Linked DNA regions of Homo sapiens: regions 1, 2 and 4 are each linked to region 3. The links are chromatin contacts, found by Hi-C or POLR2A ChIA-PET in ENCODE. All regions are on one chromosome and are shown on one strand. Each heading gives the region's core, a stretch centred on a gene start or an enhancer-like site at or near the end of the contact. The rest is flanking DNA. Distances are from core to core; before and after follow the strand shown.

Region 1 (6,110 bases), core at 2,755-5,254, 320 kb after region 3:
ATCCCTTGAGCCCAGTTTGAGACCAGCCTGGGCAACATGGTAAAACCCTGTCTCTACAAAAAAATATAAAAATTATTCGGGTGTGGTGGCATATGCCTGTGGTCCCAGCTGCTTGGGAGGCTAAGGTGGGAGGATGATTTGAGCACAGGAGGTTGAGGCTGTAGTGAGCCATGATTGTGCCACTGCACTCCAGCCTGGGTGACAGAGCAAGACCCTGGTCTCAAAAAAAGAAATGTGGCTGAGTGCAGTGGCTCACGCCTGTAATTCCAGCACTTTGGGAGGCCGAGGTGGGTGGATGTCTTGAGGTCAGGAGTTCGAGACCAGCCTGGCCAACATGGAGAAACCTCATCTCTACTAAAAATACAAAATAGCCGGGCGTGGTGGCGTGCACCTGTAATTCCAGCTACTTGGGAGACTGAGGCAGGAGAATCACTTGAACCCAGGAGGCGGAGGTTGTAGTGAGCCAAGATCACACCACTGCATTCCAGCCTGGGCGACAGAGTGAGACTCTGTCTCAAAAAAAAAAAAGAAAAGAAAAGAAATGTGTCCACAGTCACACAACTTTAAATGGCAATTCTTCATTGCACATGTGGGGCATGTGACTTCCCACTGGCATATTAACGTCACATAGAATATCTGTAAGCCCATTTAGACTCAAGTGAGGCATTCTGAAAGCAATTCCCCAGTTTAGTGGTATCCACTCTGTTTATTTCAATACGTGGCTCTCAAGACCATAATTCGAGAAAGATAGTTTATTAAGGACATAGCTTAATGGTACAGTTTATTCAAGCACCAGCATCTTTCCATGCTAAAAACTGAGTGAAGACATAATCCATTGCTAAAAAAACCCCGGTGCCTTTTCTGGGATATGTAGTCCATGGTATTTTTTAATGAGTCTCCAATGGCTACTCTGCCCCCCAATAAACTCCCATGAAGGAGTTTATGACCCAGTCCAAAAACTCTGGCCTGGTTCTATCACATGCTTAATTTTGCCTTCTTGGTGCTTCCTGTGTACCAAGTACTTCATATACAATTCAACCTTTAATCCTCATCACAAGCCTTTGTGTGAGCTCAGCAGCATCATGCCAGTTTTTTAGATGGAGACACAGAGACTCAAAGACATTGAGGATCCTCCCCAAAGTCTCACAACTAGTGTGTGTGGGAGCCACAGCATCACCACAAACAGGAAGTATGGCCCCACACCAGGGCTCCCAGCCAACAGAAAGGAGTCCATTGCATTTTAGCCCTGCCTCCGCTTGCCACGCAGAGCTCTTGAAGATCCCCTTCAACGCCATCAACCCAAAAAGGCAGCTCCTGCCCTGGGCTGTGGAGGGAGATCCTCTTTTTCTAATTAGCACAGAGTTCTCAAATGGGTTTGTGTTGGTGGCAGCCAGCTTAAAATGGAATGAATCCATGCCTAAGGGTATGTTTGCATGTATCACCAAGGCAAGGATGGCGACTGAGTTTTTCTTCCTTACCAGACTTCAATAAGTTTCTTCACCCCTCTATGCCTCAGTTTTCCCAACTATAAGGTGAGGATAATAACAGCATCTACCTCATAGGGCTGATGTGAGCACTAAATGAATTAATACTTGTAAAGCAATGTAAAGCACCTAAAATAGTGCCTGACATATATGTGAGCTGTGATTATTATTATTGTTGTTATTTTTACATCACTTTTGCACATGCTAGAAACCCATTATTTGCTACACACAGACACACACACACACACACACACACACACACACAGAGAGAGAGAGAGAGAGAGAGAGAGAGAGAGACAGAATTCCTAATTTGCATGTTTTGCATTTGGCCCAGGTTACTTTTATTTGTTTTCCCTTAAGCAAAGACCAACAGATCATCAAAAGGCATATCTAGATTCTGCCTTTTGAATTACTGTTGTAATGAAAAGGGACTCAACATTTAGATCAAAGTCTACATTTAAGACAACGTAGTCTAAAAGTTAAGCAGGGTGGGGCGGGGGTGGGGGGAATAAGAACCAATCCCGTTCTTTTGTTTCCTGCTGTGCTGTGTCATAGTTGTTTTCCATTCTCTGATTCAGGCTTCTTTCTGTAAATGAAGGGCACATCCCTGGAATAAACGGAGCCTACGATTGTCTAGAATTATTATCTGTGTCTGCAGAATCACATTGCCACCCACTCGCAGGGATCTAGTACGGTTCTCTAAGACCAACAGCTGCACAACCAGCTCAGGTAATAAACAAAGCAAAAATAGTCAAGTTCCTGGCAAGACTTACAAATGCTTCTGGCACGTACCTGATGACAAAGGCAAAATGAATCCCTTCCCAAAAGTCTTAAGTAAGGATTTGGGGTGCATTGTGCTTAAGTAAGCCTCCTCTCTGGATATTTTATTGAGCTTATCGAGATTTTTTCCATAACTTTTAGTACAAGATGAATCCTGGAGGAGATGCTTGAATACAACCTGCTAGGAACTATACTCGCCCTCACTGAAAGGTTGAGTAAAACAGACTAGGAATCCTAAACTCTCTGACCAATTGTTTACATGCATGAGTTAGCCTTTTATGCATTTTCTCCCGCATCTATAACACGAAGATTGTTTACTCTGACAACCTCCCGGGTTGCTAAGAGAATCGAATAAGAAATAATATGATAATAGTGCTTTGAAAAGGACAGTAACAAAACCTAACGTTTCGATCAAGCTTTCAAAGGACCTTTTCTTTATTTTATTTGATATATAGAAACAAAATGTTTTTTGTTTGAGCCTCATTTAATATGGACATATTCTAAAAGGTGATGGCACACAGACTGTTTCTAACACAATCCTGTAGCCTGAAAGCCCCAGAGACACTGACGAATTTTGCCAACAAGAAGACTATCTTATAAAGTTAAAAATCCCAAACTTAAGAAAATCATTTCCCCCTTGACAAGTCTTAATCAAAATCTGCCCATGCTGGTCATTTATTCTTTCAGCGCATGTGATTGAGATTCCAGTAATTAAGTATGCTCTTCTCCTAAGAAAAGCCTGTTTCAGGTTCATAACCAGGAAAGCTTCTCAACCGGAGGTGTTGCCGGCAGCCACCATTTGTTGAATTACTGGTGTCCCTGCAAGTGGAGATGAGGCAGAAGGGGGGTGCCTGTTCCCAGCTTTACCTACCATCACCACCTTCCTTGGGCTCCTCTTTCTCTTCCTATTTTCTACTTAACCCAATTTATAAGGAATAAGTTAAACAAAAGTAACAAGCAAGTAGTGAAACTTCACTTAAAACAATCTAAAAGCCAGAATGCAACCTGATTGTTTTACAATAGAGTAACCAAAGACCCCAATTTTTTTGCGCACAGTCTCAAGCATCCTCAAGGGCCTAGTGTATCTCTCTTAGGCTCTGGAAGAGGCTGGTTTTTAAACAGGATTGTTTTTCTTTAATATTTAAAGATATTGTTTTATGCTTTCATCTAGTATGATGTGTATTTTAAAGAATAGAATGTAAACAACATTAGTCATTTGGATGTTTCCTATGCTTTAAATACACATACACACATACACACACACACACACACACACACCACCACAGCAGTAAGCTGAAAGAAGAGTTAATAACTTTAATAAAAGTTAAATAAAAGAAGAGTTAATAACTTTAAACAGAGGTCGAGAGAAAGCATCAAACATTTATTTTTTGTTCAACAGGGAAATTTCAATACTGCTTTATGGAGTCTACCTCGTTCCGGGCGGGGTAGAATTCCAGATTGGCTTCCAAACATGATTTCACGAGGAATGCCTCGAACCAGGAAGTTCTTTCATGTTCTGAAGCCTCCTGATTCTTAGAAATTAAAGGGCTTTCTGTTTATTATGTAGTTGTTTGCTTGGGTGTTTGCTTTTGCCAGTTGACTTTATTTATTTTTATTTTAGATTACAGAAGTAAAGGAAAAACACTGTAGTATATATGACTGAAAATAGAAACTCACCCTTCTCTCCCTCTGACATGGCTTTCCCCACCCCCACCCCATTTTTTATTTACTTCCTGTGTTAATGGTAAGAGAGTATTCTTCTCGTCCTTTTTTAAATATTTTTACACATCTAAACACACACACACACGTGCAGATACATGTCCTTTTTTTAAACGTAGAGGAAATCATACAGTATTCACCTTTCTACAACTGTGTTTCAATCAACAATATTGCTTGATGGTCTGTCCTTGGCCAAACCTATAGCCTATCTTATTCCTGAGGCTTTTTTGAAGACTTTTGCTCACTTAAAACCACGTTGATTTTCCACTGCCTTCTAGAGGCAACCTCACCTCCTCTCAAGGAAGCTTTCAAGCACGCAAAGCAGGCTCACTTCCTCTCTTGGCTGGAGGAAATTAGGCCTTCACACTTTCAGAAATAGCATCACTGTACCCCATTGCCTTATTCTGGTCTAAGTATCCAACAGACAAATTATCCTTTTCCTGTTAGCTGTGACTTTGAGTTTTCAGGACCGGAGCAGTTCCTAAAGTCAGAGAGAGAGAACGGTAATCATTTTTTACAGGGAGTGTGTCTTGATGGAGACAGAGGTTTAACCAGTGACAAACTGCTCAGCACAGCCCTGCCTGGCTGGAAAAGCATCTGTTTTCACTCCCTCGCCTGGTTACTAGTGGGTTCTGTCGCCTCATTCATAAAGATGAGATCGCTGAAACAACAGGCAGCCACAAAGCTCCAGGAAATATAACAGCATGCAGCTCCTCTCCAAGGTGTGAGTCTGTGTGTGTGTGGTGTGTGTCCATGCATGTTTCGCACGCACACTTACAGCTGCAGCACGGGGCTTAGAAAGATGTTCTGCCAGAGAAAGATAGGAATCTCCCTAGCAGCAGGCAAAACAGCCCAGGAATTGGAACAAGGCCCAGTCAGCCTCCTTTACTCCTTCGTTCATGCAGTTAATAAGCATCAGTCTACCTCTCTTAAGAGAGCCTAGTGGTTAGAGACTCAACTCAGAACTCCGATCCCTGGATTCCAGTCCAGGCACTGTCACTCACCGGCGCTGGTATTTAGTGTCTCTATTCCTCAGCTTTAAAATGACGTAAAATATACATCCAAATTTATTATCCAAACCCTTATAGCCCAATACACTTTGGAATTCTACACTTTTTATATTTTAGAAATGTAATGCGGTGCCTATATCTGATATTACATTGCACCTCCAGCGGGGTCGGGGCAGCACTCCCTGTACCATCTGATACATCAATATATCCACAAAGAAACATACAAAGATCTGGCCAGGCGCACTGGCTCACGCCTGTAATCCCAGCACTTTGGGAGGCCAAGGCGGGCAGATCACAAGATCAGGAGTTCGAGACCAGCCTGGCCAACATGGTGAAGCCCCATCTCTATTAAAAATACAAAAATTAGCTGGGCGTGGTGGTGGGCGCCTATAATCCCAGCTACTTGGGAGGCTGAGGCAGGAGAATCGCTTGAATCAGGGAGGCAGAGGTTGCAGTGAGCTGAGATCGTGCCATTGCACTCGAGCCTGGGTGACAAGAGCAAGACTCCATCTCAAAGGAAAAAAAAAAGGAAAGAAACATACAAAGGTCGCATTAAATGTGAGAAATATAGGCCGTGCTGGGATTACAGGCATGAAATATTTCTCACATTAAACATGGCGAAACCCTGTCTCTACTAAAAATATAAAAATTAGCCAGGTGTGGTGACGGCTGCCTATAATCCCAGCTACTCGAGAGGCTGAGGCAGGAGAATTGTTTGAAACCGGGAGGTGGAGGCTATAGTGAGCTGAGATCGCACTACTGTACTCCAGCCTGGGTGACAGCGCAAGACTCTATCTCAAAAAAATAAAAATAAATAAAGATTATTAGTAGGCGTAGAGAGCCGAATAGAGTCTCCCTGCTACTCCCAAAATTCATGTCTGCCCAGAACCTCAGAATGGTACCTTCTTGGACATAGGATTTTTGCAGATGTAATTGAGTAAGATGATATCATACAGGATTTGGGTGACCCTAAATCCCTCAGGAGGACTGGAAATCAATTTTTGACATTTTCAGTTTCTGTGGTGAAAAACCAATACTGCTTCCTACCAAGAATAACAGGGGAGAAACTCCCCAAGTTTAACAAGCAGGTTCAGATGGGAGACCAAGGATAAGTGCC
Region 2 (6,376 bases), core at 56-2,555, 360 kb after region 3:
ATGGATGAATTTTGAGGACATTATGCTAAGTGCATGAGGCGAGACACAAAAGGACAAATATGAATATTGTATGGTTCCACTTATATGAGATACCTAGAATAGTGAAATGTATAGAGACGGAAAGTAGAGTGGAGGTTGCCAGGAGGTGGGAAAGGGGCGGATGGGAGTTAGTGTGTTTTTTTTGTTTTGTTTTGTTTTTCTTGAGACAGAGTCTTGCTCTGTCAGCCAGGCTGGAGTGCAGTGGCGCGATCTCAGCTCACTGCAACCTCCGCCTACTGGGTCCAAGCAATTCTCCTGCCTCAGCCTCCCAAGTAGCTGGGACTATAGGTGCACGCCACCACGCCTGGCTAATTTGTGTATTTTTTGTAGAGACGGGGTTTCACCACATTGGCCAGGCTGGTCTCAAACTCCTGACCTTGTGATCCATCCACCTCGGCCTCCCAAAGTGCTGGGATTACAGGCCTGAGCCACCATGCCTGGCCGGGGAGTTAGTGTTTAACAGGGATGGCATTTCAGTTTGGAATAATGAAAAAGTTCTGGAGATGGATGGTGGTGGTGGGTGCACAATGAGGTGAATGTACTTACTGTCACTGAACCATGCCTTGAAAAATGGTTACAATGAGGCCATGCATGGTAGCTCATGCCTGTAATCCCAACATTTTGGGAGGCTGAGGTGGGAGGATTGCTTGAGCCCAGGAGTTTGAGAGATCAGCCTGAGCAACATAGCAAGACCCCATCTCTACAAAAAAAAAAAAAAAATAGAAAAATTAGCTGGGCATGGTGGTACATGCCTGTAGTGCCAGCTACTCTGGAGGCTAGGATGGGAGGATGGCTTGAGCCTGGGGAGGTCAAAGCTGCAGTGAGCTGTCACTATGCCACTGCACTTTAGCCTGGGCAACAAAGTGAAACCCTGTTAAAAAAAAGAAAGAAAAGAAGACAGGGGAGGGGAGGGGAGGGGAGGGGAGGGGAGGATGGTCAGACTGGTAGATTTTTGTCTCGTATATTTTACCACAATTTTTAAAAACACACTTAACTGAAAAAAAAGAGGTAGTTGGTGGAGGGAGGAAGGCAGGGACAGGAACTACATTTGTTGAGTGAAAATGACCCTGGACCAGTCAGCCTGTTAAGCCTTCCATGCGTATTATCTCATTTAATCTTTACAACGTCTTTAGGCTTTAGATGTGAGCCTAGTTTACAGCTGAGCAAACCAATGCTCACAGCGATTCAGTGCCACAACAAAGCTGTGATTCCGTTCCACATTCCTCTCTCTGCCCACACTATTAACCTGCTGCCTTTAACCCACACATCACCCCCTTGTCATTTGCTTGAGCCATCTGCAAAAACCACTCTCTCCCATGCTACTTTCAACAGAGTTGGCTGCCACGGTAGAGACCTTAAAAGGGGCTGAATTGCATAGGATGAATTCATAAAAAATATGAGCTCATTTGAATCTTGAAATCTCAATGGTATCATTTTCATTTTGAAAATAAGTCATGTCACTTGTTCCACACACAAATTCAGGTACTTTTCTGGACACTGGAGAGTGTTAAAGAGATAAAGAAGCCAGCTACTTGATGAAGAGCCTGATCTAATAGGATAATCAGATAAAGAAATCAAAAGCACCAACTCTGTGTCACAAGCATTTGCTCAGGATGCAGAGGAAGCTCAGAGGATCCCAGAGAAGGGGTTTGCAGTTACTCCTAAGAAACCAGAACGCTCTTCCTCCCTAGAAAATGTTAGTCACCCTAGAACTTAAACTGAGTTAAGCAGAACTCTAACTTGCAGTTTCTGACACACTTTCACTTCCCCACCCACCTTCCTTCCCACTGGTCAGTTTCCTGGGAAACATTCGCATTTGGAGAACAAAAATACCAATAACATGTCATTAGAATGTCATCAACATGACAAGAACATTTTGTTAAAATAATTACAAGTCCTAAAGTACATGTGACAATTATTTTTAAATAAAATTCCTTTCACAGCAGGGAGTCACTAATGAGATGCTTTGTGTGTGTATATGTGTGTGTATGTGTGCAGGTGTGTATTGTGTGCCTGTGTATATGTGTATGTAAATGTGTGAATGCATGTGTACGTGTATGTGCATGTGTGTGTTTGAGCCTGTGTGCATGTGTATGTGTGCGCTTGTATATATGTGTGTGCTTGTGTGTATGTGTTTGTGTGTGTGTGTGCTTGTATATATGTGTGTGCTTGTGTTTGTGTGTGTATGTGTGCGCATGTGTGTGTGAGCTTGTGTGTGTGCGTACACATGTATTTAATACAAAAAAGCATTTGATTTCTCAGGATGTTTATGCCCTGGGTCAGAACAGTGATTGAGGTTTAATATTAACTTTGGCACAATTTAGGTAAATTCTGTTACTTGGAAAGAATTAGCAAGGCCTCTGGGGTTTTGTGATGGAGACAAGATATCATGGTTGTAACAAAACCTCATTTTTGTTAACTTTGTCCAAGAAAGAATAGGATGCTGCTGTTTCAAGAGATTTCGGTTCTGGGTCTCAAGTCAAAGGAAGGTTTGAGAATGTGGTGCATCAGAACTCTTTGTACTGGCTCTGGAAAGCTGATTTTGCACATGTCTTTTCAACTCTATCCTCACAGACTGCAGTCTAAAATTAGACATGGTGGGAATATTTACACCGTGGAAACTGACAAACACAACCAAGACTCCTCTGCCTCCACCCACTAGAACCAGTTAACCAGAGTGCCACTGGTCTAGGAGTTATAAACAGTTACTTTATACAGTTGTTCATGGGTATACAGCTTACCCATGAGATCCTGAAATAGACTGTTTCTGCTCATGTGAACTGCACCTCTGTGGTTAGAAAGGATGTTACTGTAATTTATGATACAAGATGGAGCCCTTTTCTCTTGTTTAAAAATGCACTGAAAGGATGTTGCAGGCCCCAAATGTGGGTTATCATAGCTTGCTTAGAAAGGGGAATTTGTAAAAGGGGCAATCTCTAGTTCTGGCAAGAAACTCTATCTGGGCTCCCACTAAGGGATTAAGTATCACGCAAGTACATTCTTGCAGCAGACCGATTCAGCTGGGAGGAAAGTCTCGCCACAACCGAGGGGTTTAGAGGAAAATAACAAATTGCTTCTCAGAACTGGTAGAGAGGATCTTTCAATTCAAGAACATACAGACAGCAAAATGCACAGAATGTAGAGACAGGGTGGGTTTTTTATTTTTATTTTTCAGGGAATTGTGCTCACCACATGTTCTGGTTCCATGGACAGAGAACACATTTTATCCCATCTGTAAGTAGAATATTTAAGATTCCTGAAATATTTTGAGTTTCCAAAAGAATTTTATCCTCAATTGATGATGCCTTGGTGCCTGAGTTACAATCTTAGAAAAGTCATACATGTGGTGAAATCAAATGTTGCATATAGTTAAGAACTTACCTGCTTGTAAGGTGAAGTCGCATGAGGAAAATTGACTTACTCATTGTGACCAAGAATTTGAAAATTCAAGCAAACACAGCCTTGAGGAAAGAGATGTATGAATGCAGCTTGCCTAATATTGGTCTAGCCTACAATTATGTGCAGTTATTCATGTGTATCCTTGGACATTACAATAAAAATACACCCAGAAAAGGAACTTATTTTGGCTTCAGTGTCAAGCATGATTTAAAAATACGAAAGTTTGGCCAGGCATGGTGGCTCACGCTTATAATCCAAGCACTTTGGGAGGCCAAGGTGGGTGGATCACTTGAGGTCAGGAGTTCAAGACCAGCCTGGCCAACATGGTGAAACCCTGTCTCTACTAAAAATACAAAAATTAGCTGGGTGTGGTGGCGGGCGCCTGTAATCCCAGCTACTCGGGTGGCTGAGGCAGGAGAATCGCTTGAACCCAGAAGGAGGAGGTTGCAGTGAGCTGGGATCATGACACTACACTCCAACCTGGGCAACAGAGCGAGACTTTGTCTCAAAATAATAATAAGAAGAAAATCAAAGGCCGGGCGCAGTGGCTCACGCCTGTAATTCCAGCACTTTGGGAGGCCGAGGCGGGTGAATCACCTGTGGTCGGGAGTTCGAGACCAGCCTGACCAACATGGAGAAACCCTGTCTCTACTAAAAATACAAAAAATTAGCCAAGTATGGTGGCGCATGCCTGTAATCCCAGTTACTCCGGAGGCTGAGGCAGGAGAAATGCTTGAACCTGGGAGGCGGAGGTTGCGGTGAGCTGAGATTGCACCACTGCACACCAGCCTGGGCAACAAGAGTGAAACTCCGTCTCAAAAATAAATAAATTAATTAAATAAAATAAAAATACAAAAAGTTATAGAGAAATTTTATTTTATCAGGACTTCTAAAGGGAAGACTTGCCTTCAAAGAAAACTCCAAACTATATTTTCCTAAGTCTCTCTCTCTGAATATTAACTAGCAGAATTACAGATGGAAGGCTTGGTAGGAGAGGGGAAAAATATAATTGGTGCACATATCTATTCTAAGCCAGAATGTGAGGTTTGTTATGGTTTCTTTTTATTTGCTTCCTTCTTCTCCTTTTTGGAATTCTGGCAGTGCCTCAAAAAGTTAAGCATAGCATTATCATATGATCCAACAATCCCACTCCTAGGTAAAAAAAAAAAAAAAAATTGAAAACAGGAAAGCAAACAGATATTTGTGCAGCCATGTTCATAGCAACACTACACGCAATACCTAAAATATGGAAGCAACCCAAATTCCATCAAGGGATGAACGGATAAACAAGATGTTGTACGTCCATGCAGTGGAATAGTATCCAGTTTTTGTTTTGTTTTTGTTTTTGTTTGACACGGAGTCTCGCTCTGTTGCCAGGCTGGAGTACAGCAGGGCAATCTCGGCTCACTGCATCCTCCGACTCCCTGGTTCAAGCCATTCTCCTGCCTCAGCCTCCCGAGTAGCTGGGATTACAGGCACACGCCACCACGCCCGGCTGATTTTTGTATTTTTAGTAGAGACGGGGTTTCACCATGTTGGCCAGGATGGTCTCCGTCTCCTGACCTCGTGATCTGTCCTCCTCGGCCTCCCAAAGTGCTGGGATTACAGGCATGAGCCACCGCGCCTGGCCATATCCAGTTTTTAAAAGAAATGAACAGGCCAGGCGGGGTGGCTCACACCTGTAATCCCAGCACTTTGGGAGGCAGAGGCAGGCGGATCACAAGCTCAGGAGATCGAGACCATCCTGGCCAACACGGTGAAACCCTGTCTCTACTAAAAATACAAAAATTAGCCGGGTGCGGTGGCGGGCGCCTGTAGTCCCAGCTACTCCAGAGGCTGAGGCAGGAGAATGGCGTGAACCCGGGAGGCGGAGCTTGCAGTGAGCCAAGATTGGGCCACTGCACTCCAGCCTGGGCGACAGAGCGAGACTCCGTCTCAAAAAAAAATAATAATAAAATAAAATAAGAAAGAAAAGAAATGAACAGGCTGGATGCAGGGGCTTATGCCTGTAATCCCAGCACTTTGGGAGGCTGAGGCAGGAGGATCACATGAGACCAGAAGTTTAAGATCAGCCTCAGCAACATAACAAGACTTCATCTCTACAAAAAATAAAATAAAACAAATAAAATGAAATAAAAAACACCCCGGGCGCTATAGCTTACAGCTGTAATCCCATCATTTTGGGAGGCCAACGCGGGCGGGTCACTTGAAGTCAGGAGTTGGAGACCAGCCTGGCCAACATGGTAGACCCCCGTCTCTACTAAAAATACAAAAATTAGCTGGATGTGGTGGCACGCACCTGTCGTACCAGCTACTCAGGATGCTGAGGCCGGAGAATTGCTTGAACCCGGGAGGCGGAAGTTGCAGTGAGCCGAGATTGTGCCACTGCACTCCAGCCTGGGCGACAGAGCAAGACTCCATCTCAAAAAAATAAATAGGCCAGCTCACGCCTGTAATCCCAGCACTTTGGGAGGCCGAGGCAGGTGGATCACTAGAGGTCAGGAGTTCAACACCGGCCTGACCAACATGGTGAAACCCCATCTCTACTAAAAATACAAAAAAAATTAGCTGGGCCTGGTGGCACCCGCCTATAATCCCAGCTACTTGGGAGGCTGAGGCAGGAGAATGGCTTGAACCTGGGAGGTGGAGGTTGCAGTGAGCCAAGATTGTGCCATTGCACTCCAGCCTGGGTGACAAAAGCAAAAGACTCCGTCTCAATAAATAAATAAATAAATAATAAAAAATTTAAAAAGTAAACTTCTGATATGTGCTACAACATTAAGGCTTAAGATCATGCTTAGTGGGCCGGGCGCAGTGACTCATGCCTGTAATCCCAGCACTTTGGGAGGCCGAGGCAGGCGGATCATCTGAGGTCAGGAGTTCGAGACCAGCCTGGCTAACATGATGAAACCCTGTTTCTACTAAAAATACAAAAAAT
Region 3 (6,729 bases), core at 217-2,716:
CCTACTCTATCATAGAGGGATCCCCATCCTCGTTTTGCAGGGTGCCAGGAGTTGGGGATACAAGAATAGATGCAAAATAAACACAAAGGAGCACACAGCTGAGGGGGCTGACAGAGACTTAGGGAAGTACAGTAGCTTGCTCATAATTCCACAGCCGATCAGTAAGAATCAAGATCCGAGCCCTTGTCTGTCTCAACCCAGGGCCAGAGCTCAAGCTCCTGAGCCTCCAGGCTTGGGTCAGCACAGAGCGTGTGCATGGCAGCTGCTTAATAATTGGGTTTACTACATTCCAGATTGACATGTACAGTGCTGAGCTGGAATCGACTTTACAACCCTAATTACGGTGTGCCTGGTTGTGTATTCAGCATTTATTTAAATAGTATTTTTTTTCTTAAATGTTGATTTCTGAAAGAGGCCTTCCCCAGCTCTCTCTATTTCTCTCCCTTAGCTGCCTTGGCTTTTCTTTTATAATGAGAATCACACCCTGTAATTCTATGTTTATATTTACAGGATTCTATGTCCAATGACACTGAGTGCAAGAAGGGTAGAGACCCAGCATCTTTTACTCACCTCTTTAAACTCTGGCTTATATATATAGCCTGGTGCTTGACAAGTATTCATGATAGGGGTTAAGCTGAGTATACTGTTGAATAAAACCACAATAATTATTGGTCGCAATTCTCTTGAATGTCTTCTCCAGAGCACTAAGTAGTGTAACTTATCAAGTTTCCTTTCTTGCATTGGCTGTTAGGAAGCTCAAAGCCATATCTGCAAACCCTTCATAGCAAGTCTGTAAATCAACAAGAGCATTTATTTTTGATCCTGTTCTCATTTGATGTTCCAAATTTTGTTCTTCAATCTTCTTTTGTTACATGTTATTTCATGCTCTCATAATCTATTGTATATGTCCTTGTAAGACACTTTAAACAACATCCTTGCTTGAATTAAATAAATTGCATAGCCTGTCGAATTTCTGGCCTGCAAAGAAAAAGAATGCCCTTTCCAACATCATGGTATGTCTCCAGAGCAATAAACCACCCTCAGGTTACCTGATTTCTGGTGTCCAAACCCCTTTGGGAATAAGGTTTACATGACTAGGGGTAGTTGAGTGGATGAGAAGCTATTTCCTTCCAATTAGGTGGTTAGGTGGTGGTGGAGGTGGTGTTCTGAAGTCAGCAGACAGAACTACAAAATCTCACAGAACGTGTTTTCCCTGCTCTGACCATGACCTACGGTTACTGGGGAAGGAAACTGCTTCCCCAGGTCAACCCGGCAGCCTCAGTAGGTGAGGGGCACTGGGTAGAATACTTGGGGTGCCAGGGAGGCATTAATGCGAGAGGAGTCAGGTGCTCAGTTTTTATTGGAGTTGGGAGGGCAGCCCCACATCAGGAAGAGAACCTGTTTCTGCAGGATGGTCCGGGGAGAAGGGAGGACTCCACCCAGGCTTGTGTTTGCCCTGCTCTGTGTATTCAGCCAGCAGGCTCTGCACAAGGAAGCAAAGTGCAGGGAGCCAGGCTCCACCGACAGCCAGGCACTGGGCAGCACGCACTGGAGACCCAGGACCCTGTGCAGGAGCAGCTCCGGGTGACACGAGGGGACTGAAGATACTCCCACAGGGGCTCAGCAGGTAACTGCTTTCAGATCCTTTAGGCATGGCTGGAGGGTTTGCTGTTTGTGGTAGACGGTGTCATATAGAGGCCAGGGGTCAGACAGGGTCAAGTTTGATCCCAGCTCTGCCTTCTGTTCACTGTGTGGCCTTGGATATGTGTAAGCCTCAGTTCCACTATCTGTGAAATGGACCCAAAGATAGCACTCATCTCAAAGTTTTTAGTTTTACAAGGAGCAAATGACAATGTGGTCAGTGTTAGGCGCATAGCCACATAAATAACTCCTATTTGGTGGAACTATTGAGGGTCATTTCAAGCACAGGACATGGGGAGAAGTCACTGGATGGAGGGATAGGCTGTGTGATTTGGGGATCCGTCAGGGCAAGAATGCCCCATAGCCGAGTGGAATCTGAGCCTTCACCTCAGGCATTGCCTAAAGAAGTGGGAGGACAAGAAAAAGGACTTGTGGAGTGCCTTTTGTGAATCTTATTTAACGCTCAAGACCACCCTATGAGGCAGCTGCTGATTCAAATCCTGGCTTCAGGACCCCTGCTGTTTACATCTCCCTCTGAACCAGTTTCCTGCCTGGAAGAGTCATTGCGATTAGAATGCGGGTGCGCTGCAGCCACACCGCCAGATGCCAGCCCCAGCTCCACCCTGGGCTGGCTGGGTGCCCTGGAGCAGGTTCCCTCAGCCCTCTGGGCCTCAGTTTCCTCATCTGTAAAGTGAACCTAATAACAGTACTGAGATCAAAGGGCTGAGAGGACTCTACTGCCCGTAAATACCTGTGCACTTAGTAACTCTTAGCTGTGGTTCTTGTTTTCGCTGTTACCATCGTCTCCATTTTACAACTAGGAACATGAAGCTGGGTGAAGAGGGAGCTGCATCTGGTTCCAGGTCTCATGGAAAGGATGCTGTGGAACTGGAGTCCAGTCGGGCCTGGGATGAGGGTGCAGCCAGTGAGACTCTCACCTTGGGCACGAAATGTAAGGGATGCCAAAAAACTCAGTCATGGAGATAAACGGTATGTTAACACAACATTTTTAAAAGTCAGAATTAATGGCAAGACACCCGTGATGAACAAACTATGAACATGTTACAGAAAGATAAGATCAGGAACAGCGGTAATTTTGATTTTCACAAATTTCATGTTAAAATACTATTCATCTCCATGGCTGAGCTTTTTGGTGTCCCTTACATTGTTCCCCCGGAGTCCAGGGCCTGATCCGCCTCAGCCTCCTGGGGATCCTGAGCTGATCACAGCAGCTTCAGGCCCTGGGTGTATATACTCAGGGTATGTAGAGGGTGCTTCCTCCTAAATAAAGACAACAGACGGGGCGGGGCATGCTAAAGTAGTTTCTCATTTAAGTGAGGGTGGGGGAACAAACCAATGTCCCAAATCACAGAAGATTCTTTTTTTCCAAAGAGTTCTGGAACCCAGAAGGGTTTTGTTTTTAGGAAAAAGGCATGAGCTTTGGGAAAAGCAATGGGCCCGTTAAAGCCCATGGATTCTGCCTGCTTTACCATGACAAGAGATGTGGAGGGAGAGGAATTGAAAAAGGCTTTGGGTTGGGGGCGGGGGTACCTTTGCACCTTGCAGGCTCATCTGTCCTGCTGGAGTATTAGATGTGACTTGATTGTCTCTGTGTCTGCAGCTTCTCTTCAAGCCAAGTGCCCTGCCCTGAAGCAGTTCAGGATTTGAGTGCCTGAGTCACGTGGACCCAGGTTCAAACCCCAGGTGTGCCTCCCCGTAGCTTTCTGACTGCTACTCTTGGGCAAGTAGGACTAGTAAGGTGCCTACCCTCATGGAGGTGACGTTCGTGAGATGAGGGGATGGCATTGCTCAGCCTTGGTTTCTTTATCTGTGCAATCAGGGAATAATGGGACTCTGCAAGGGAAAAGGAGACAATGTGTGTGAAGTGCCTGGCACCAGGGTCAGGGCAAGGGTGAAGCCAGTGAGCACCTGGGGGATAAAATGCAGGGAGGCGCTCACTCTCTGCTGCCGATTCTGCACCAGAGATGGTTGCCTTCCTATATTTTGTGTCCTGCTATGCTCACCCTGGTGCTGCCTGGCACATAGTAAGCCTCCAATTAAAATTACCTGCGATTATCATGCACTTAACAATGTTTGGTGCAATAATAAGACTATGAGAGCGAGCTCTAAGATTTTTAGGATTACCATCCGTTTGTGCAAACATAATTAAGTACTCCGAAAGCAAAACATCAATCACCAAGCAGCCCTAAAACATCCAAGGTGATTTTGATCAAGGCACCCCTGCCCCTGGACCCACAAAGTCCCATACCAGGAATCAGGGCTTGGGCAGTTCAGTGAGGACTGGATTTCAGTTCCCTGTGTCCCCTTGTACAGGAGGCAACCTGTAGCACTGTACCTGGCACTCCTGATAATAGCTGCCGTGTTCCTAGCACTGTGCGGGCACACACATGGAGCTGCAGGACTGTGGGGCAGGCAAAGCGGGGTTGTTCTTTCCTCCTGCAAGGTCTTTACTGATGTTGGGGGCAGAGGGCTGGTTCTGCTGGGTGTGCCAGCCTGGCCATGTTGGCGTCACCCTCAGCTGAGCAGTGAGGAGGGCCCCTGGGTTACCTACATTCCATTGCATTGATCGAAGGTGTTGCTTGTTTACTTGGTGACTAATTCTGTCACCATTCCACCCTTCAAAACCACCCCCCCTCCCATTCAACAGTCGTCTAGCTGCCTGCTGGTGATGAAGTTTCAGAAGTGCTTTCTCCAGGCCAGCTTGCATGGGGTTTGGCGTTTGGCCTGTTTCCAGGAGGAGGGCCTATTATTAATCTGTAACTACAAGGAGGCGACATGGACCATCAATCACTGTGTAAAAGAGGAGGGATTTGAGGGCAGCTTCCAGGAGGCCAATTCACTCATGGATCAGAACACAGAACTAACTCAATTATAACAATAATAAGATAAATGAATAATATTAGCAATAACTAACGTTTACTCACCTGAGTACTGCCAAGCCCTGGCGCTAAATCCTTACAGTGATTATCAGTGACCCTTCAATTGTTCAATCCTCACTTTATTTGATTTATTTATTTACTTATTGAGAGAGTTTCATTCTGTCGCTCAGGCTGGAGTGCAGCGGTGTGATCTCGGCTCACTGCAACCTCCGCTTCCTGGGTTCAAGCGATTCTCCTGCCTCAGCCTCCCAAGTAGCTGGGATTACAGGCATTGTGCCTCCACATCTGGCTAATTTTTGTATTTTTAGTAGAGACAGGGTTGCGCCATGTTGGCCAGGATGGTCTCAAACACCTGACCTCAAGTGATCCACCCACCTCAGCCTCCCAAACTGCTGGGATTACAGGCATGAGCCACAGCGCCCGGCCTAATCCTCACTTTAGATTGTACCATATATATTCCTTGCCTAGTTATAATTTTCTCATTGCAAGAATGAATATGCAGGAAATATTTTCTATTCCATGTTCTATTATATTACATATAAATATTTCATAAAACTATAACATCACTTATACAGCAGAAGAGACAGTAGAAAGTATGAAAATAGAAAAGTTAAAAGTCTAAACTCTGGACTTGAGTTTGCGAGGGTTAAGTCCTCATTCTCCCACTTACTAGAAGATGATCTGTATTAGTCAGCTTGGGCTGTGGTAACCAAAACACCACAGACTAGGTGGCTTAAACAACAGTCATTTTTGTTTTCTCATAGTTCTGGAGGCTGGAAGTCCAAGATCAAGGTTCTGGCCGATGCATTTCTGGTGAGACCACTCTTTCTGGCTAGCCAACAGCTGCCTTCTTGCTGTGTCCTCACACGGTTGAGAGAGAGACAGAGAGAGCTCTTTGGTGTCTCTTTTTATAATGACACTAATTCTATCAGATCAAGGTCCACCCTTCTGATTTCATTTAGCCTTGATTCCTTAGAGGCCACATTTCCAAATGCAGTCATATTGCACGTTAGGGCTTCAACACGAATCCAACACGAATTTTGGAAGGACACATTTCAATCCATAGCATGATCTTAAGTGAGGAGTTTAAGTTCCCTGGGCTCAGGTTCTGCATCTGTAAAATGGGGACAATAAAAATACCTGCCTCGGCCGGGCCCGGTGGCTCACGCCTGTAATCCCAGCACTTTGGGAGGCCAAGGCGGGCGGATCACGAGGTCAGGAGATCGAGACCATCCTGGCTAACACGGGGAAACCCCGTCTCTACCAAAAATACAAAAAATTAGCCGGGCGTGGTGGCAGGCGCCTGTAGTCCCAGCTACTCGGGAGACTGAGGCAGGAGAATGGTGTGAACCCGGGAGACGGAGCTTGCAGTGAGCCGAAATGGCGCCACTGCACTCCAGCCTGGGCGACAGAGCCAGACTTCGCCTCAAAAAAAAAAAAAGAAAAAAAATACCTGCCTCATCGGGTTCTGATAAGGAAGCTGTGAGTTAACACAGAGAAGCATTCAGAGCAATGGCTGGCATAAGGTAGGCGCTACAAAAATATTAGGTATTACTACTGCTAATGTATGGTCCATTTTATTTACTGCTTATACTAACAGCTTATCTCTATTCCTCAGCTGCTGTGCACCAGCCACCCAGTTATACAACACATGGGCCACACCCTTCTAATCTTCACAGGAGCTCCACGCAAGGAATCTATTATGGTCCTTCCCTCCACCCCTCACTTCTCAGACACGGAGCCAGGGCTTATGCATATGGCCAGGGTGAGCCAGAGGGGAGCCCAGGCAGAGGGCTTGCGCTATTTCACCACCACAGACGAATTTACTCACGTGCTTTTCAGAAATGCAGATCCCTAGGTGACACCTGGCTACAAACACGAGGAGAACATCCCCAAGTCCAGGCACTAGAGCAGGGCCCCTCAATATCAGCACTAGCGACCCTCAGCAAAGCAGACAATTCTTCGCTGGGGGAAGGGGGCGGTCCTTGGCATTGCAGGGTATGTAGCAGCGTCCCCAGCCTCTACCCACCGGATACCAGTGCACGCCCCCCAAAGCTGAACCGTGACTATCAAAACTGCATGCAGGCATTTCCAAATGCCCCTTCGGGGCCAAAATCGCTCCTGACTCCAGAAACGCTGTGCTCCACTTATTGTGAGGGAGAAACAAAGAACAGCATATTTCCAAGGA
Region 4 (6,885 bases), core at 3,715-6,214, 410 kb after region 3:
AAAAGAAAAGAAAAAGAAAAAAAAGAGCCGGGCACGTTAGCTCATGCCTGTAATCCCAGCACTTTGGGAGGCCGAGGCAGGCAGATCACGAGGTCAAGAGACGGAGACTATCCTGGCCAACATGGTGAAACCCCGTCTCTACTAAAAATACAAAAATTAGCCAGGCGTGGTGGTGGCGTGGTGGTGAGCGCCTGTAGTCCCAGCTACTCAGGAGACTGAGGCAGGAGAATCGTTTGAACTAGGGAGGCAGAGGTTGCAGTGAGCCGAGATTCTGCCACTGCACTCCAGCCCTGGTAACAGAGTGAGACTCTGTCTCAAACAAAAAAAAAGAAAAAAAATTTTGAAAAATTGAAAAAAGCTAACCAATGCACTGAGTAAATAAATTAGGCTGGCCAGACTGCATTGGCCTGAGAAAAAAAAATCTTTTTTCTTTTTTTTACCAGAGCCTACACCTGCTATCAGAGGCCCTTGGCTGTAAACAAGGGGAAAACACTATCTAATTGCTTTGATTTTTTTGTTTTTGACTCCCAGTATTCCTTCAATGCTCATTTCTCTGAAATATACATATATATTTCCTTGTTGCTTCTTCTATTACCAAAAGCCTGGTGTATTTCACACATGTTGTTAATTACAGAGGCCATATGTAATTAACAAGCAAAACTGTGGTTGGAAACTTAATTGCGCATACAAGGTGGCCGCCTAAATGTTCAAATTAAATGGTTAGCCATTCAACCACTACATTGTAAATGCAGGGGAAATTTCTCCCAGAACTTTTCAAGATTTGAAGTGGTACCTAAAGTTCAATCTATAAAACAGTAGCTGAGACAGACACGATTCATTCATTAACACCCACTGTATGCCAGGCATTCTGCCAGGTGTGTAAGCTACAGCAGAGAGCAGGACTTCACTGGGTTTCAGGCACTAAGGAGCTTATATCCTACACACCAAGTGCTTTGACTTTTTAAATTTCCTTGGCTGGGGTCAAGTCAAGAAAGTTCTATTAAGCATCCACCCTTTGAAGCGTGTTAGGAGAAATGGAGAGAAAAAGACATACTTTAAAATTTTTGTTTCAGCAATTCTTCAGGATACTTTGATACAAAAATCAATGCTTTTTTTTTTTTTTTTTTTTTTGAGACGGAGTCTCGTTCCGGCACCAGGCTGGAGTACAGTGGTGGGATCCCAGCTCACTGCAACCTCCGCCTCCTGGGTTCAAGCGATTCTCCTGCCTCACTCAGCCTCCTGAGTAGCTGGGACTACAGGCGCGCGCACCACCACACCCAGCTAATTTTTGTATTTTTAGTAGAGACTGGGTTTCACCATGTTGGCCAGGATGGTCTCAAGCTCTTGACCTAGTGATCCTCCTGCCTTGGCCTCCCAAAGTGCAGGATTACAGGCATGAGCCACCACACCCGGCCCAATGCATTTTCTTGATTGTTTTCATGGAATTGCCTGATTATTTGAATGAATAAAGAATATATTGTTTGGAGGCGGGGGGCAGTGGCTCACACCTGTAATCCCAGTACTTTGGGAGGCCAAGGCAGGCAAATCACTTGAGGTCAGTAGTTCCAGACCAGCCTGGCCAACATGGCCAGACAGGTTTTGTAGAAACCCTGTCTCTACAAAAATAGAAAATTGAACTGAGTGTGGTGGTGCACACCTGTAATCCCAGCTACTTGGGAGGCTGAGACAGGAGAATCACTTGAACCTGGGAGCAGGAGGTTGCAGTGAGCCAAGATCATGCCACTGCACTCCGCCTGGGCAACAGAGCAAGACTCTGTCTCAAAAACAAAACAAAACAAAACAAAAGATATATTGATAATACTGTTTGGGGCACTGGAGAGGCATCAACTATTATATACATGATGTACTCTCTGGATGCCTAAGTCCTCACTCACAGCCAAGGCAACTGGAGAATTGTAGCAACCACACAACTGAGGTTTCTGGATTGGCAAATCACTTAAGATTGTCTCTTTTTTGAGATAGAATCTCGATCCGTCACCCAGGCTGGAGTGCGGTGGCACGATCTTGGCTCACGGCAACTTCTGCCTCCTGGGTTCAAGCGATTCTCCTGCCTCAGCCTCCCGAGTAGCAGGGATTACAGGCGCACACCACCATGCCCAGATAATTTTTTGTATTTTTAGTAGAGACAGGGTTTCACTATGATGGCCAAGCTGGTTTTAAACTCCTGACCTCAAGTGATCCACCCACCTGAGCCTCCCAAAGTGCTGGGATTACAGGCCTGAGCCACCTCACCCGGCCTCAAGATTGTCTTTTACTTGAATTATTTGGATGACTGTTCTTAATTTACCCCTTCATCATGCCCGGAAATGGGAAAGAGGAAATGTGTAGATTGCTTCAAATAACTTCTGAGCTATTGCTATGTCTCAGGCATTGTTCTAAATGTTTACCACAAAATCCTGCCCTGATGGAGCAGACATTTTAGGCTGAAGAGACAGGTACTGGCTGGGTGCAGTGGCTCACACCTGTAAGTCCAGTACTTTGGGAGGCCAAGGTGGGAGGATTGCTTAAACCCAGGAGTTCGAGGCCAGCTTGGGCAACACAGTGAAACCACTGTCTCTACAAAAAATTAAAAAAAAAAAAAATTTTAAAAAAAGAGACAGATAAGAAAAACACATATTGAGTGAGATAATAAGTGCTGTCTAGAGGCATCCATATATTCCATCTATGATGTTTTACAGATGTTATTTACCTGGTGACTGCCAAATACTCCCAATATAATCTTAATTATCTTTTTTTAATAGCACAAGGAGCTGGGTGCGGTGGCTCATGCCTGTAATCCCAGCACATTGGGAGGCTGAGGCGGGAGGATCACCTGAGATCGGGAGTTCGAGACCAGCCTGACCAACATGGAGAAAAACCCTGTCTCTACTAAAAATACAAAATTAGCTGGGCACAGTGGTGCGTGCCTGTAATCCCAGCTACTCGGGAGGCTGAGGCAGGAGAATTGCTTGAACCCAGGAGGTGGAGGTTGCGGTGAGCAGAGATCGTGCCATTGCACTCCAGCCTGGGCAACAAGAGCGAAACTCCATCCCAAAAAAAAAAAAAAAAGAAAAAGAAAAGAAAAAAAAGAAATAGCACAGGGAATACTGACCACATTTCTGCCTTTGTTCAGTTCAGATTGACAAATATTTGTTGAGCTCCGACAAGCAGGGAGAGGGACAAGGTGAACCAGCCCTTTCCTGCCCCTAAAGAGCAGCATAGCCACCAAGTAAACACATCATTTCAATATACTGTGGTAGCCCCTGGATAGAGGGAACTAAAAGTTGCTACAAAAACATGAATGCTATCTAGAAACTCCTGCATTTTCTCTTGAAGCATGTGAAGGAGTTCATCTGAAAAAGATGCCAAAAAGCCAAGAATCCAGCATCTACATCATCTTAGGAGGGAGCAGGGATAGGTAGGGAGGAGCCACCAGCTCTCGGATATTCCCAGATGCTAAAAGGTAAAGTGAATTCTTCTATAAGGATGTGTCTATCTAGCTGAGTCTGCAAAGCCTCCCCACAGTAAATCTGAAGTTGAGAATGCCAAAGTATTTGCTTTCATCTAACTCTTTGACAGACAAATAGAATACAAAAATAAAAACATCTCTCTTCTACCCTCATTGTAATCTTTTTCCTCTTTTCAAAATCTTTTAAACAAAATGCCTCTTTACTGTGAAATCTGTTCTATTGATTTGTTTTCATAAAAGATCTCTCTCCTAAAGAAAGGAAAAGCCATCTTTGATCTGACTTGACAAAAAGATCTAATCAAACAATAAAATCTATGAAGGAAAAAAAAGAAAAAGAAGCAAGCTTCTTTGAGCCACATCAAATATATGAAAGAGAAAATACTTCATTTAAATGCTAAAAACTAACACAAAACAGCTTGAAATGTAATAACCTCTCCTGAATAAGTGAAACCACATGTTGATCTGACATGAGTTTCTAAGACACAATTAAAGGTCACTTCGTGTACAAACATCTCATTCGGAAGTGAGAAGCTTGAATTGCTGTCAGTATTTTTGGCCACCACGGGGCAGGTGCTCCCACCTGGCACAAACCATATAGACGCCCCCAGAGGGAATGAAGGTGATACTCCACATACTGGAAGCTTCAAATCTAGCCGCGCCAGGAAATGTTCAGCCCTGGATTTCAGCTGTTTCTCCCTTGATGTCCTAACAGAGAGGACTAACTAAATGTGAGAATCCTTGTTGTTTTAGGAAGCCCATGGAAGTGGCTTTACTTAAAAAACTAAAGGCTTCCTTTCTGCTCTGTCTGTCTTTATGACCCACCAGGGTCCTAGGAGAGAAGACATTAGGGTGTTGCAGCCACAGAGTCACATTTGGAAACGTCTTCCAGCAGCTGGGATGTTTCAATTCAAGACTCTTTAAGGGAACACAGGGTATTTGGAAAGTGACTTTAAAATGCCCTGGCCTCCAGGCCTATCTCCTCTTACCAAATCCCTTTAAGAAAGGATGTGCTGGGGAAAGACTTCAAAGTGTTTCAAAAGGGAAATCACATCTTGAAAGCTTTTCTCAGAATGAGAAAGAAACACATTATTTGATTTGAAAGAGAAGTAAATCTTAAGCAGCAATGAAGGAGGATCAAAGAATAGGTTCATGTGAACTTAAGAAGTGATCCTTTCCAGCGGAACGTGACTTTACTCTTTCCGATGCCCTCAACGCATTTTGGGGATTGTAAGTTTACTCGAGAATCAAAATAAAGAGGCGAGCCAGCGTTCCAGAAAATCACGTGGTCTCCCCCGCCCCCCAATCTATTTTACAGCCCTCTCCAGCTTCGAACTCGCGCCAGGCTGTGCGCACCGACTTTGCGCTGGCGGCGTGGACGCTGCGGCCACTCGCGGGCGGCGTGGACGCTGCGGCCACTCGCGCGGCTGTTGTTGTTGCTGCTGCGTGGAGGCACGCCGCTCCTTGCACACGCGGGGCAATTCTCCGGTTGGGGAAGGAGGAAAATGGCTGAGAAAAGGACCTAAGAAAGCCTTCAGGGTGGGCCCCCATTTCTTCCTGCCCCGCCCACACCCTGCCACACTCTCCCGCCGTCCCCTCCCCACCCCCCCTTGTTCTTTGGACCTGACCGATGAAAAATTCAACTAATACCTAAATAGATTCTTCTTGCAAAAAAGTAAAATCTCAAAGCAAAACAAAACAAAACAAAAATTTGTTAGGGGAGAAATCATCTGTGAGGTGCCCTTTCCATTCTAGCTCCCTCTCCCCTCTCCGTTTCCCTAAATGTTATTCTCTATCGATAGACATAGAGATGTGGATATTACCTGTAGATAGATATTTTAAAATTGTATTTATTTCTTAAAGACACTTCCATAATCTAATATACAAAGGAATTCATAAACTTAAGAGCGGAAGTTGTCACATAAATAAAAAACAACCAATACTTTTTGATCAGTAAAATCACTGATTCGGCTGGGCGCGGTGGCTCACGCCTGTAATCCCAGCACTTTGGGAGGCCAAGGCGGGCCGATTATGAGGTCAGGAGATGGAGACCATCCTGGCTAACAGGGTGAAACAAACCCCGTCTAAACTAAAAATACAAAAAATTAGCCGGGCGGGGCGCCTGTAGTCCCAGCTACTCGGCAAGCTGAGGCAGGAGAATGGCGTGAACCCGGGAGGCGGAGCTTGCAGTGAGCCGAGATTGCGCCACTGTACCCCAGTCTGGGCGACGGGGTCTCCGTCTCAAAAAAAAAAAAAAAAATCACTCATTCTTTGTAAAGTCCAATAAAATTAAGTTTAAGTCCATTGGTAAGAATGAGTAAGAAAAACAAGAGGGAATGTACTTATAAACAACATCAAGAATAAAAGTAGATACATAATTACACATACGGGGCCGGGCAAGGTGGCTCACACCTGTCATCTCAGGACCTTGGGAGGCCGAAGTGGGCGGATCACTTGAGGTTAGGAGTTCCAGAACAGCCTAGCCAACATGGCGAAACCCCATCTCTATTAAAAATACAAAAATTAGCCGGGCGTGGTGGCACATGCCTGTAATTTTACACCGAGCTACTCAGGAGGCTGAGGCATGGGAATCCCTTGAGCGTTGCAGTGAGTCGAGATCACACCACTGCACTCCAGTCTGGGCGACAGAGCAAGACTCTGTCTGAAATAATAATAATAATAGTAATTACACATACAGAGCAACCTTTTGAAATTTTAAGTGACTGTTTTCTACAGCTGTGTACTGTTTGGCTTGAAAACCTAGCTTTGTCTAAGGAAAAAAACCGAATTACCAAAATCAACCCAATCCAGGTGCTGTATTTACACCTGAAAGTATTGCTTTTCTTTACCTGCTTGCTTGATGTAATATATATTAAATAGCCACTGTGGAAAATCACGGGAAATTTTAATATTTTCCTCAGAAGCTTGTTAGTTAATCCAACTCTAACCCGGAGAAAGTTGCTGCATTAACAGTTTCTCAACAGACAAAAAATGGCCACGAAAACAATGGCTAGTCTTTATTTGGGGCTTACTCTACACCAAACATACACATTAGCATATTTGGCCTCCGTAATGCCGCTTAAGGTTTGATACCATTGCTATACCCATTTTACAGATGGCAAAACTGAAGTGTGAAGAGGTACCCAAGATCACACAGCTTTGAGGGGCAGAATGGGGATCCCAATGGAGAAAAGCTGTGACTGTTTAAAGTGTCATTCAAAGACTACATTACATCATAGGAGAATCCAGCTATAACTTCCCTTATCACATTTTAACTGGGAACCGCATAATTGTGCCATGAATAGTGCACCTATCTTACATAGATGGTCTTTAGCAAGAGCGTGAATTTAAAGTAGGAAAAACATTAAATGCCCTCAAGAAAGATGACTAAAAGATTTGAAGAAACTGAGGGAGTGTCA

What was found. A loop is a pair of places that touch in the nucleus more often than their neighbours do. ChIA-PET counts read pairs that join two places held with the same protein, here RNA polymerase II (POLR2A). Pooled maps may share reads with other maps.
Region 1: a loop to region 3 is called in a map of PC-9, with 3 times the contacts of the local background. The contact joins the enhancer-like site here to the promoter of BCAS1 in region 3. A Hi-C loop is called at or near these places in 2 of 168 maps with a recorded cell type or tissue (Calu3 and PC-9), 7 of 37 single-sample maps with no recorded cell type and 11 of 50 pooled maps. POLR2A ChIA-PET finds 5 or more read pairs at or near these places in 3 of 52 experiments (MCF 10A, activated naive CD4-positive, alpha-beta T cell and endothelial cell of umbilical vein).
Region 2: a loop to region 3 is called in a map with no recorded cell type, with 3 times the contacts of the local background. The contact joins the enhancer-like site here to the promoter of BCAS1 in region 3. A Hi-C loop is called at or near these places in 1 of 37 single-sample maps with no recorded cell type and 10 of 50 pooled maps.
Region 4: a map of GM12878 shows a loop between it and region 3 (3-fold over the local background). The contact joins the enhancer-like site here to the promoter of BCAS1 in region 3. A Hi-C loop is called at or near these places in 2 of 168 maps with a recorded cell type or tissue (GM12878 and astrocyte of the cerebellum), 11 of 37 single-sample maps with no recorded cell type and 7 of 50 pooled maps. POLR2A ChIA-PET finds 5 or more read pairs at or near these places in 2 of 52 experiments (activated CD8-positive, alpha-beta memory T cell and activated naive CD8-positive, alpha-beta T cell).

Annotation. Positions count from the first base shown.
Region 1 is chr20:53,749,730-53,755,839 of GRCh38, reverse strand. No RefSeq gene overlaps it. Among named protein-coding and RNA genes, the nearest start is that of ZNF217, 160 kb to the right of the region's middle. RefSeq lists enhancers at 1,103-1,182, 1,213-1,262, 4,551-5,052. Within about 2 kb of position 4,004, at least 20 of the 41 ENCODE cell types and tissues checked have a DNase peak (open chromatin) inside an H3K27ac peak, as active enhancers do.
Region 2 is chr20:53,703,305-53,709,680 of GRCh38, reverse strand. No RefSeq gene overlaps it. Among named protein-coding and RNA genes, the nearest start is that of ZNF217, 110 kb to the right of the region's middle. RefSeq lists an enhancer at 1,629-1,678. Within about 2 kb of position 1,305, at least 10 of the 41 ENCODE cell types and tissues checked have a DNase peak (open chromatin) inside an H3K27ac peak, as active enhancers do.
Region 3 is chr20:54,065,331-54,072,059 of GRCh38, reverse strand. BCAS1 (brain enriched myelin associated protein 1) reads left to right here and starts at 1,466. Exons shown (of 13, transcript NM_001366298.2): 1 at 1,466-1,627. It overlaps MIR4756 (microRNA 4756), which reads left to right and starts at 3,575; the gene lies at 3,575-3,652. RefSeq lists an enhancer at 1,873-2,747.
Region 4 is chr20:53,658,275-53,665,159 of GRCh38, reverse strand. No RefSeq gene overlaps it. Among named protein-coding and RNA genes, the nearest start is that of ZNF217, 68 kb to the right of the region's middle. RefSeq lists enhancers at 3,839-3,898, 4,819-4,878, 4,889-4,948. Within about 2 kb of position 4,964, at least 19 of the 41 ENCODE cell types and tissues checked have a DNase peak (open chromatin) inside an H3K27ac peak, as active enhancers do; they include GM12878, where a contact is called at or near this core.